Regions from separate parts of the Mus musculus genome. Here region 1 is linked to region 2. The links are chromatin contacts, found by Hi-C in ENCODE. All regions are on one chromosome and are shown on one strand. Each heading gives the region's core, a stretch centred on a gene start or an enhancer-like site at or near the end of the contact. The rest is flanking DNA. Distances are from core to core; before and after follow the strand shown. Region 1 holds the start of Rffl (ring finger and FYVE like domain containing protein). Region 2 holds the start of Tmem132e (transmembrane protein 132E).

Region 1 (4,439 bases), core at 462-2,961, 480 kb before region 2:
ATGAAAAATTGTGATGGTGATAACGCCTAAGGTGGAGAAAGGAGGGGTGTGGGTCCGAGGCCTCGCTCCAGTAAGCTGCTCATTATTTAGCAGCAGTCGGATGATTTAGCCACAATATGGACCAGAGGGCCCTGAAAAAAGGATTTCTGTTGGATACCATGAATTCAGGCCCTGATTATCGTCCGACTGGGGGTGGGGTGGGGTGGGGTGGGGGGTAAGTGCACTTCCTTTTCAGAACTGGGCACTCTGGTTGTGAGTTAACAACAACAACAACAAAAATCGCAGGTCTGGATCTCCTTTCACTTCTGTTTTGGACCTATTACATGTCTGTGGCTATCATTCATATCCAGAGATGGACAGTGTGGTGAAGAACCTGTGTCTCCAGCACGGCGCTCAGACCCATTTCAGAAATATCAGAGGATGGACAATGTTGGTGCGTCAAAGGAACGGAAACCAGAAAGGGAAGGGAGAAAATGATATACACCTTTGTGGAGGAAAAAGTCCGGAGAGAAGCGGAGCTCATAGGGAACTGCAGCAAAGCGAAGCTGCAGAAATAAGCAGGCAGGAGAAAGGGGCAAGGGGCGAACATCCAACTCAGGTGCCAGGGGTCCTTAGAAGGCGGGGCTCCCTGTACACTCCAGGTTGGAGAAAGAAAGAGTTTTGCATCTGAGTTCTGCTTTTCTCTGTGTGGAAGCTCGAAAATTACTTAAAATGTAGATCCTTGTTGATAACAAGCATATAACAGTACAGAGCGTGCTGGGGTGTTCTGAGAACTGGAAATAGCAAAGGGCTTATAAAGTGAGTCTGGTACGGATGCACATATTTTAGCTCTGGTTCCCTTCTGATAGTCTTTATTTTAAAATACAAGGGGTAGCACTGTGGTAGAGCACTTGTCTAGTATGTACAAAAATCCCAAGCACCAAAATATTGAATAAATCAAAATACAAATTGCTCAGGAAAACTCTGAGAGGTCTTTGATGGGAACCTGAAGCATAAGAAAATGATGTCACTAGACACCAGCCAGAAGAATTAGCATTTATATGACTTCCGTGACTAGGCATCTTCTTAGATCACTGGCTAATGATCCCCTATGCTACCCTGGTGTTTTATGCTTTACTAAGGCCTTTGTGCATTATCTCATTTAATGTGCGGGCCCAACCGGCCTTTCTGGGATGGGGAAGATATTGGAAAGGTTAAGTGCCTGCCAAAAGGTGCACGGGTGATGAACGATGGCTGGGTGGTTTCTTAGCAGTCGTTTTTATTGTACTGCAACCTTTCTCAGCTGTGTCCCCACCTTCCTAACATGAAAGTAGCTTATCCAAGGAGGAAAAGACAGGTTATGATGCCCCACTGAATTGGCTTTTAATATCGCCAAGAAACTTAATAAATTAGATGAGTCTGGGGTTCTGGAAATCTGTCGGGTACGATGAAACATGAAATCAAGGGTTCAATATTCAAACTTTACTATAAAGCTAGTTAGTGATCTTAAGGGACTTGCTCAAGATCACCACATAAGGGATTGGTTGGCTCGGCCTAGACTGGGGACTCCACACCTAGCCGGGCTCCGACAGAGGGCGCTCGCGGAGGCTTGCACTCTAGACCGCCGCGCGCCCGATTCCTCTCTATGGTGGCGGGGGCGTGCGCTCCCGCGGGGGTGGGGTGGAGGGCGGGGCCGCAAGCCGGGAGGGCGGGGCCGCACGCTGGACGGGCGGGGCCCACGCCGAGCCGCGGGGGACTGGGTTAGTGGGGGTGGACTTCCTGGGGCCGCCCGTGAGGATGTGGTTCGGGCACCCGGGCGCCCCTCAGGCGTGGAGTTGCGGCGGCCGCAGACCCCGCAGCCCCGCTGCCTGAGTGGCCGCGGTCGGGATCTGGCCTCTGCCGTCCCAGGTGTGGCCCGGCAGCGTCCGCGGCAGGTGAGGAGGCGGTGGCTGTGGCTGTGGCGGGTTGGGCTGGAGGATCCGGTGCTTCAGGCTGTGCTCCGGGGGGTGTGAGGATCCAGCTGCGCTCCGGGAGTGGGGCAGCCCTTTCCAGGAACTCCCCACCGCCAGGTCACCCCACACCTGTCCCATGAAAGTGCCGCAAAGCATTTCGTCTGTGTGCGCCGTAACCCGGGACGTGTGTCCTCAACTTGTACCCAAGTGTCGTAAGAACCCGGTAGGTCCTGGGGAAGGATGCATTTCTGTAGGACAGAAAACCGTCTACAGAGGCAGAGCTTTGGCGGCACTGGCTCTCTACCAGGAGGACCCTGGAGATTCGGAGTTTGGAGGTTAGATGGGAAGTTTGGGATGCTGCTCTCCCCTCCTCCCTCCTCCCTGCCAGAGTCTGCTGTCTGCCTCTTGGGAGTCGACCTCTGTCCCCGACGTGTGTTAGGTCGCCACTGTGTGGTCCTGGCCGAGACTCAGAGGGAAGTAGGGCCCCTCTCCAGCTGGCTGCCCAGGAGACATTTGACCGGGCATGGGGAAGTCTGGGTAGATCAGGGGAGTCCACAGCCTTTCCTGGCGTCTGTTTGAGCTCCGATTTAAGACCGGTAGAAAAAAACAACAGCAGCGTACTTCTTCCTTTTTTCTTTTTTTTTTTAAAGCTGTCATGGGGGTGGGGGGGTGCTGTTGTGTAATCGAGGAAGATTTCCACATTCCTCTCAGTCCACCACGGGGAAGATTATTCTTAGCTCGGAAATGGGGTTTTACCCACAACTCACACTCTGTGCCCTGGTTAAAGGCTAGAGTGACGCATGAACAAACACCCCAGGATGCGTGTGGCCTTCCAAGAAAATAGTAACCTCCTTATGTATGTTTTGGCTGGTGGCTTGGAGAACCGAGAGACTTCCTGTCGCCACTTTTGAGAGCTGCATGGTGGTTCTTGCCTTGACAGTTCAGTATACTGAAATGTGGGCAAGGCTGTTCGAATACTGTGGCATTTTTCTAGGAATGGAAGGGGACTATGTCCTGGGCAGTTTGTAGAGTTCTAAGACCAAAACTGGCCGTATATTTCCTTTGTGGCAGCTTCCTTATCCTTCCCTCCTCTCCCCCCCCCCCCCATTCTTTCTAATGTTAGCAACTGTTTGTAAAATTTCATATTTGCTAATTCTGGACTCCAGAGTACAGTTAAAAAGTTGTGGTTTATTGGAGGACAGTAGCAGATTGATGTGTCAGGGCTAATTAATAACTTGATGGTGTTCAAAGATGTCCATGTAACAGAGGATACACACTCACCTTAATGTTTAATCACAGAGCCCAGTACATTAAAACTTCTTAGGCCGGGCAGTGGTGGCGCACGTCTTTAATCCCAGCACTTGGGAGGCAGAGGCAGGCGGATTTCTGATTTTGAGGCCAGCCTGGTCTACAGAGTGAGTTCCAGGACAGCCAGGGCTATAGAGAAACCCTGTCTTGGAAAATCCAACCAAAAAACAAAAAAGTTCTTATATTGATTAGCTGTGATCCTGACTCTTTACACTGGGATCCAGGGTTGTAAATCCATCAAATTGACCAATTTAACCAAGTGCTAAAATAAAAACAAAAAAAGAGAAAGCTGTTCTCAGAAAGCTTAAGTTCTTTCTTTCTTTCTTTCTTTCTTTCTTTCTTTCTTTCTTTCTTCTTTTTAGGTTTTTTTCGAGACAGTGTTTCTCTGTAGCCCTGGCTGTCCTGGAACTCACTTTGTAGACCAGGCTGGCCTCGAACTCAGAAATCCACCTGCCTCTGCCTCCCAAGTGCTGGGATAAAAGGTCTGCGCCACCAGGCCCAGGGCTTAAGTGTTTTCAAACTTTCTATCCACCAAGCCCATTGACCTAAGTACTTAGTAACATGTAATAGAAATGCCTGGTAAAGGGATTTTCATTGACATGTTTAACAAATAGCAACATTAACAAAAAGATGGTTTCCTTTCCAATTACAGGAGACTTGTGAAGTTTAATGCAGCCACTTTGGACTGTGTGAGCCACACCTGCTACTTTCTGACATCATCTACATAAACCTAAGGAATGCTGGGGAGGGAGCTAGGTACACTGGGTTTTATTCCTATCATAGAATCTTTAATACTGCTGTTATTTTAATGGGGTGTTAGGGACTTTTATCGCCAAACTTGTGCTGGTAATATATTTATGTTTGGAGAGGAGAGAAAGATTAACTGCTGCACCTCACAGTCTGTCTCTAGAGTTTAGAGTTGGAGTATCATTCAGTTTGATGAGACTAGACCGTTTAGATTGCTCCTAGTGAAGTCTCAAGGGAGGGGCTGCTTTGCTTGCGTTGGAATTGAGTACTTGGTGGAGGCTACTGGTTCTTAGCACTGTGTAGGGAGCTGGTGGTGGGAGGGGGTGGAACTGAGGGTTTTGCCCATACTACAACCGTAGCCCAGGACAGCGAGGGCTACAGAGAAAAAAAAACTAAAAAAAGAAAGAAAGAAAGAAAGAAAGAAAGAAAGAAAGAAAGAAAGAAAGAAAGAAC
Region 2 (4,763 bases), core at 1,666-4,165:
GCAATCCTATCTCCAGCAGGCACAGCTACCAACCGCCCTGACCCCCAGACTCCTCAAACTAAAGATAAAACCTCATCTCTCCAGAGACAGATACAAGAAAACCACCTTCTTAGCTCTTCTTCAGAGGTAGCCTTAAGACTGGGAACAGGGCAGGAGATAACCAGACACTTCACTCTGCCCACCCTGAGCTGGGCCCACAAGGGGTGTGGGGCTCTCTCTGGTCATACAAGGGCTCTGCCCAACAGTCTGGCAGACCATGAGGAGGGAAGTGGTGCATCAGAGACCACATGCTGTGGCTTCGGGGGAGGGGAGATGGGGACGTGATGCTAGGAAGGCAACCCAAGGTCATCCGGCCCAATGGCGCCACTGTCAAACAGCAGCCCAGGCTGCTTGGTCTCCTGTCTGGCTGTGTGGTCAGAAACCCGCTACCTCAGTGGCCTGGCAGGCATTAAAAATTGCAGCCCCTGCCCCCAACTTCTGGATTTCAGAACAGCCTACAAAACCTATTCAGAATTGGCATGAGTGACAATATGTCCACATACCTTCCTCTAACTGGGAGAGGTTGGCAGGAGGAGCATTAGGCAGTCGGTCCTGCAGGATGAGGGCCTGAGGCTCAGGTTTGATTTGTTTTTACGAGATGTATTTCTCTCATTTTGCTCTCGCTTGTTGTGGGATGAGAGTAGAACTGGGGCTATGGCTTGACAAAGGGACTTTAGATCTCAGAGAAGGACTTAGAAAGGGAGCTAGGAGTGGGGACAAAGTGGTACTGCCTCCACTATCCTTCCTTCCGCAAGTCGGTACCTCTGTCTTGAGCATGCCTGCACGGTGCTAGCATTGTGTGTGTGGACAGGTTATGGATGACCGTCCCTGCTCAGTGCTCTGGGACACCCTAGGCCCAGGGACAGCCGGGAGCCCTAGATAAAAGGCTCACAGCTGGCAAGACGCTCCAGAAGGCCTGCCTAGGGCAAAGACTTGGGAAGCAGACAGTTCTGGCAGGTCAGGAAGAACAGATCTGTGGCTGGGCCTGAGAGTATGCTAGTGAGTAGCTGGGACCTAGGGACAGCAACTGAGCTACCCAAGGGCCAAAATGACCTGGGAATGGAGCTCCAACAAGGGCAAGAGCCATGCTTAGACAAGAAGCCTGCTAGGCTGAGCTTTAGGACTCCACCAGCCCCACACAGCTGTCTTACCCTTACCCACTGTCAACCATCCTGGGGGGGGGGGCGGGATGAAGATTTCTCTCTGGCTGCATCCCTAGTCACAACTCCATACCTTATTCCTGCTGGTCAATGCCTGCTCATTGCTCCCGTGAAGAATCAAGAGAAAAGCAATCCCCAGGGAATCCAACCAAAGGCAAAACAGCTTACTCCACAGCAGGAGAAACCCAGACACCCAGAGGAGCTTCAGCTTGTTCCCTTCTGCCTCCTAGCTCTTGGGCCCTATGATTCCTTGAGACCACTTTCTCTTTACTCTTTCAACCTTGAAAATACACCCTACTCGGGGCGAGGGGCGCGGAGGGGGGTTCGTTGCGGAGCAAAAACGAATTAAGAGACCGTGGGGAGGTTCACAGCACACTCAAATCAGGCTGCCAGGGACTGCACAGATTCGGGCAAAAGCTGACCACTACAAACGGACGGTTCTCTCAAACATCCAGATGGCTCGCTCCACTAAGGCCTTCTCCAATTCTGTCCTTGGCTCACCCTCTCGGGAGTGGGGCATCAGAGTCTTATATCCCTAGCTAGTCCTTTGCTGGTTGGGGAATTGTCCCGGGTCAGCTGGTTTCACTTGGGCGCAGCAGAGGGCCGCTTCCCCGCCGCCCCTGCCCCCTTGCTTCCACAGCTCCCTTTCTCTCGTTTAGGTTTGCGCCCCTCTCCTCCTGGAGCATCTCCAGCTTGCGGAAGCCCGCCGCAGCGCCCTCCTGGCTCATCTTGAGTTCCCACTCTGGGTGGGGGAGGTTGTCCTACTACCCCCTGCCTCCAACCTTCATATCCCCCATCTCACTGCTGGGGCGCACCATCCCCGGGTTCCTCCCTCCGTCACCCCTTTCCGGCAGAGCCCAGAGCCCAGGGCGAGCCTGGGGAGCAGACGCAACAGATTGCAGAACGCTGGAGCGCGGCCCCGCTGCCTTCGCGCGCCGCCAGTCTCCCGGCCCGCGCCCGCTGCCCAGACCCCCGCCCGACTTGCTCTGCGAGCCGGCCGGCCATTGAGATGCTGCTCACAAGCCTCCCGGGCCCCAACCGTGCGCGTCCCTGTCCTAGGCCCGCCGCAGGAAGCCAGACAGCCGGCGGCACGGCCCGCACCCGCCTGCGCGCCGGGCCCGGAAGCCGCGATCTCGCCGGTCCCAGTGGTCCCCAGCCCCTCGCGCTGCATGGGGAGCTGCGGCCGGGTACCCGAGACTCGACCTAGCTGATCTCTCGCACCCCTCTAGATATCCGTGAGCTGACACGCCCCCAGGGTCTCGGGTTTTTCCCTGAATTCTAACTCTGAGACCGAGGAATCTACCCCCCCCCCGCCCCAATCTCCCCTGGACCGACCTCGGTCCCCTCAGCGGACTCCCGCTGCAGCCGGGAACCGTGCTGGTAGCGACGGCGGAGAGTCCAGGGGAACACTGGGATGAGGTGCTCCTTCCTTCGGTTCTCTCTGCGCCCCCTCCAGGGGCGCCCGCCGCATCTTCACCCCGAGTCTGCGCCGCGACACTTACCGTGGGCGAGCAGCACAGAGAGGCAGAGTAGGGCGGCGCCGCGGCGGCCCGACATCCCTGGGGCCATGGCCGAAGCGGGGGCAGGAGGGGTCCGAGGGTGTAGAGATCCACGGCGAATTGGTCTCAGGCTGGGCTCGGTCGCCTCCAACTCACTGGCGCCCAGCTGTGTCTGTTGAGGCTTCGGGGGCCAGAAAGCGCAATTCGGGGACACTTTGAGGGGAGGGGCGTCCCGGGCACCACCGGCTACACCCTCGGAGCCGGCGGGGGCGCAGCTCGGGGCGGGAGGAGTCTCCACCTCCCCGGGCTGGTGCCCCCTGCAGGATCTGCGAGGAGAGGGGGGAGCCGCACGTGCGGTCCCAGGGCCCGGTGGCCACCAACGTCCCGGTGGCTGCCGAGGGCCGCGTGCCGAAGCCCCTGGCCTCGCCGCGCCGCTCAGATCCGTACTCGCTCGTAGGTACAGAACCCCAACGCGAACTCGAATCGCCTCGGTTTCGGTGGTAACCCCACATGCACAGCGCGGCTTTCTTCCTCTCCCAAGCGCCCTGCAGCAGTAGGGAAAATCCCAGGTCGGGAGGAAACGGATGATTTCTTTCGCAAAGAGAGAAAATCCAGGCAACTTTAATCCATCCGGGGAAGGAAAAGTTTCCTTGCAGGGATGAGACAGGCGACGCGGGTCGCCACCACCCTAGGCGACGCCCAGACGAAACGTCTGAGGTGGGGGACCAGATGTTTGTCCCTTCGCAGTGCTCGGTCTTGGACTCCAGCACTCTCTCCAGTCTCGACCGGGGTCTGCGCTAGCACAGGCCAACTCGGCGCCGCCTGGCCAGGCTGGGGTTCGGTGGCTGGAGCAAGGGTGGAGCTCTAGGCACTCGCTGCCCCATGGAGATGAAGCTAGGAGAAGCGAAGGAGCGGAAGCGCCAGCTAAGGCGCCCCAGCTCGAGCCGTTTCTTCCCAGAGCGTCTCCTCCAGTATCCAGCCCGTAAGCGTTGTAGGATGAGAGATGGGGTGGTCAGCCCTCGGCAGCACCGGCTACCCTTTTCTTTCCTCTCCGGTAGGGTGTCGCTGTCTCAGCACAGGGGTACCTTGCCCCGCCTCACACCTCTCCTCGCTTTCCCGGGGGAACCTACACAAACCTTGAACTTTTCCGAGGTTCACAGTCTCCGATCCCTCGTCCTACCCATCACCCCCGCCTTGCCCCTGGACACCCGCTCGCCCGTTGCCTCGGTGCGGCAGGGCACAGGCTGTCGCTCTTTCGGAGTCAGTCTGGGCGAGTAGATCGCCGCTCCAGTCCCAGCTACGGGTGGCAAGAAGCGGGAGCGCGGCCAGTGGGCTAAGGCAACCGCACCTGCGCAGCCCCTGGCCGGAGAGGCAGCAGCGGGTACCTAGGCGGCCTAGAAAAGATAGAGATGCCGATAGGGGTCCAGCTCTCCTTGGACGTGGGGTTGGGGAAGAAGAAGAATCAAGGACCAGAGGAAAAAAAAAAGAGGCGGGGGAGCCACAGTTGACCGAAGCAGTCGCTGCCACCTCCACGGCGCTCCTCGGTAAATGGTTGAAGAAAGACACACACACACACTGATGCTCGCTGCCCTCCTCCTCGGTCCGGCATCCAGCGCCCACCAGGACCGTAGCGGGCGGGCGCCCAGCTTGGCGCGCTCGCTCCCTTTTCCTCCCTCCCCTCCCAGATTCCCCGTGATCACGTGGCCCCGGAGCGCGCAGCCCACGGCTCGCGCGCCACGGAGACTTCCCCCTCCCCCGGCTCCCCTGTCTGTCCACGTGTCCATTCCGCATTCCCAGCCTGGGGGCGCGCGCGGCTCCTTAATGAGAGCCGGCCCAGGGCTGGCCTCGCCGTTCAGTTCTACTCCGCTTTACATTTAATTTTTTTCCCCCTCTGAGATTAAGGTTGGTGCGATCCGAGAGGGGTCGGTCGGCTGCTGCGACTGCGGTTCTCCTGAGCAGACGCCACAGCCGAAGCCGACCGAGGTCCCTTTTCAGGGAATGCCAGCTCCCCGCAGGGTGCCGGAGATGTTTTCGGTGGTTCTATCCGAGGCGCGGGTAGGGGGCA

What was found. Hi-C counts contacts between places; a loop is a spot of excess contacts on that map.
Region 1: a loop to region 2 is called in a map of left cerebral cortex, with 2.5 times the contacts of the local background. The contact joins the promoter of Rffl here to the promoter of Tmem132e in region 2. A Hi-C loop is called at or near these places in 3 of 37 maps with a recorded cell type or tissue (left cerebral cortex and regulatory T cell).

What each region holds. Positions count from the first base shown.
Region 1 is chr11:82,868,482-82,872,920 of GRCm38, reverse strand. Rffl (ring finger and FYVE like domain containing protein) reads left to right here and starts at 1,711. Exons shown (of 7, transcript NM_001007465.3): 1 at 1,711-1,913. It also overlaps a transcript of Rad51d not described here.
Region 2 is chr11:82,387,052-82,391,814 of GRCm38, reverse strand. It overlaps Tmem132e (transmembrane protein 132E), which reads right to left and starts at 2,915. Exons shown (of 9, transcript NM_001304439.1): 1 at 2,702-2,915. The coding sequence starts at 2,768. Gm38577 (a long non-coding RNA gene) reads left to right here and starts at 4,375. Exons shown (of 3, transcript XR_880073.3): 1 at 4,375-4,763.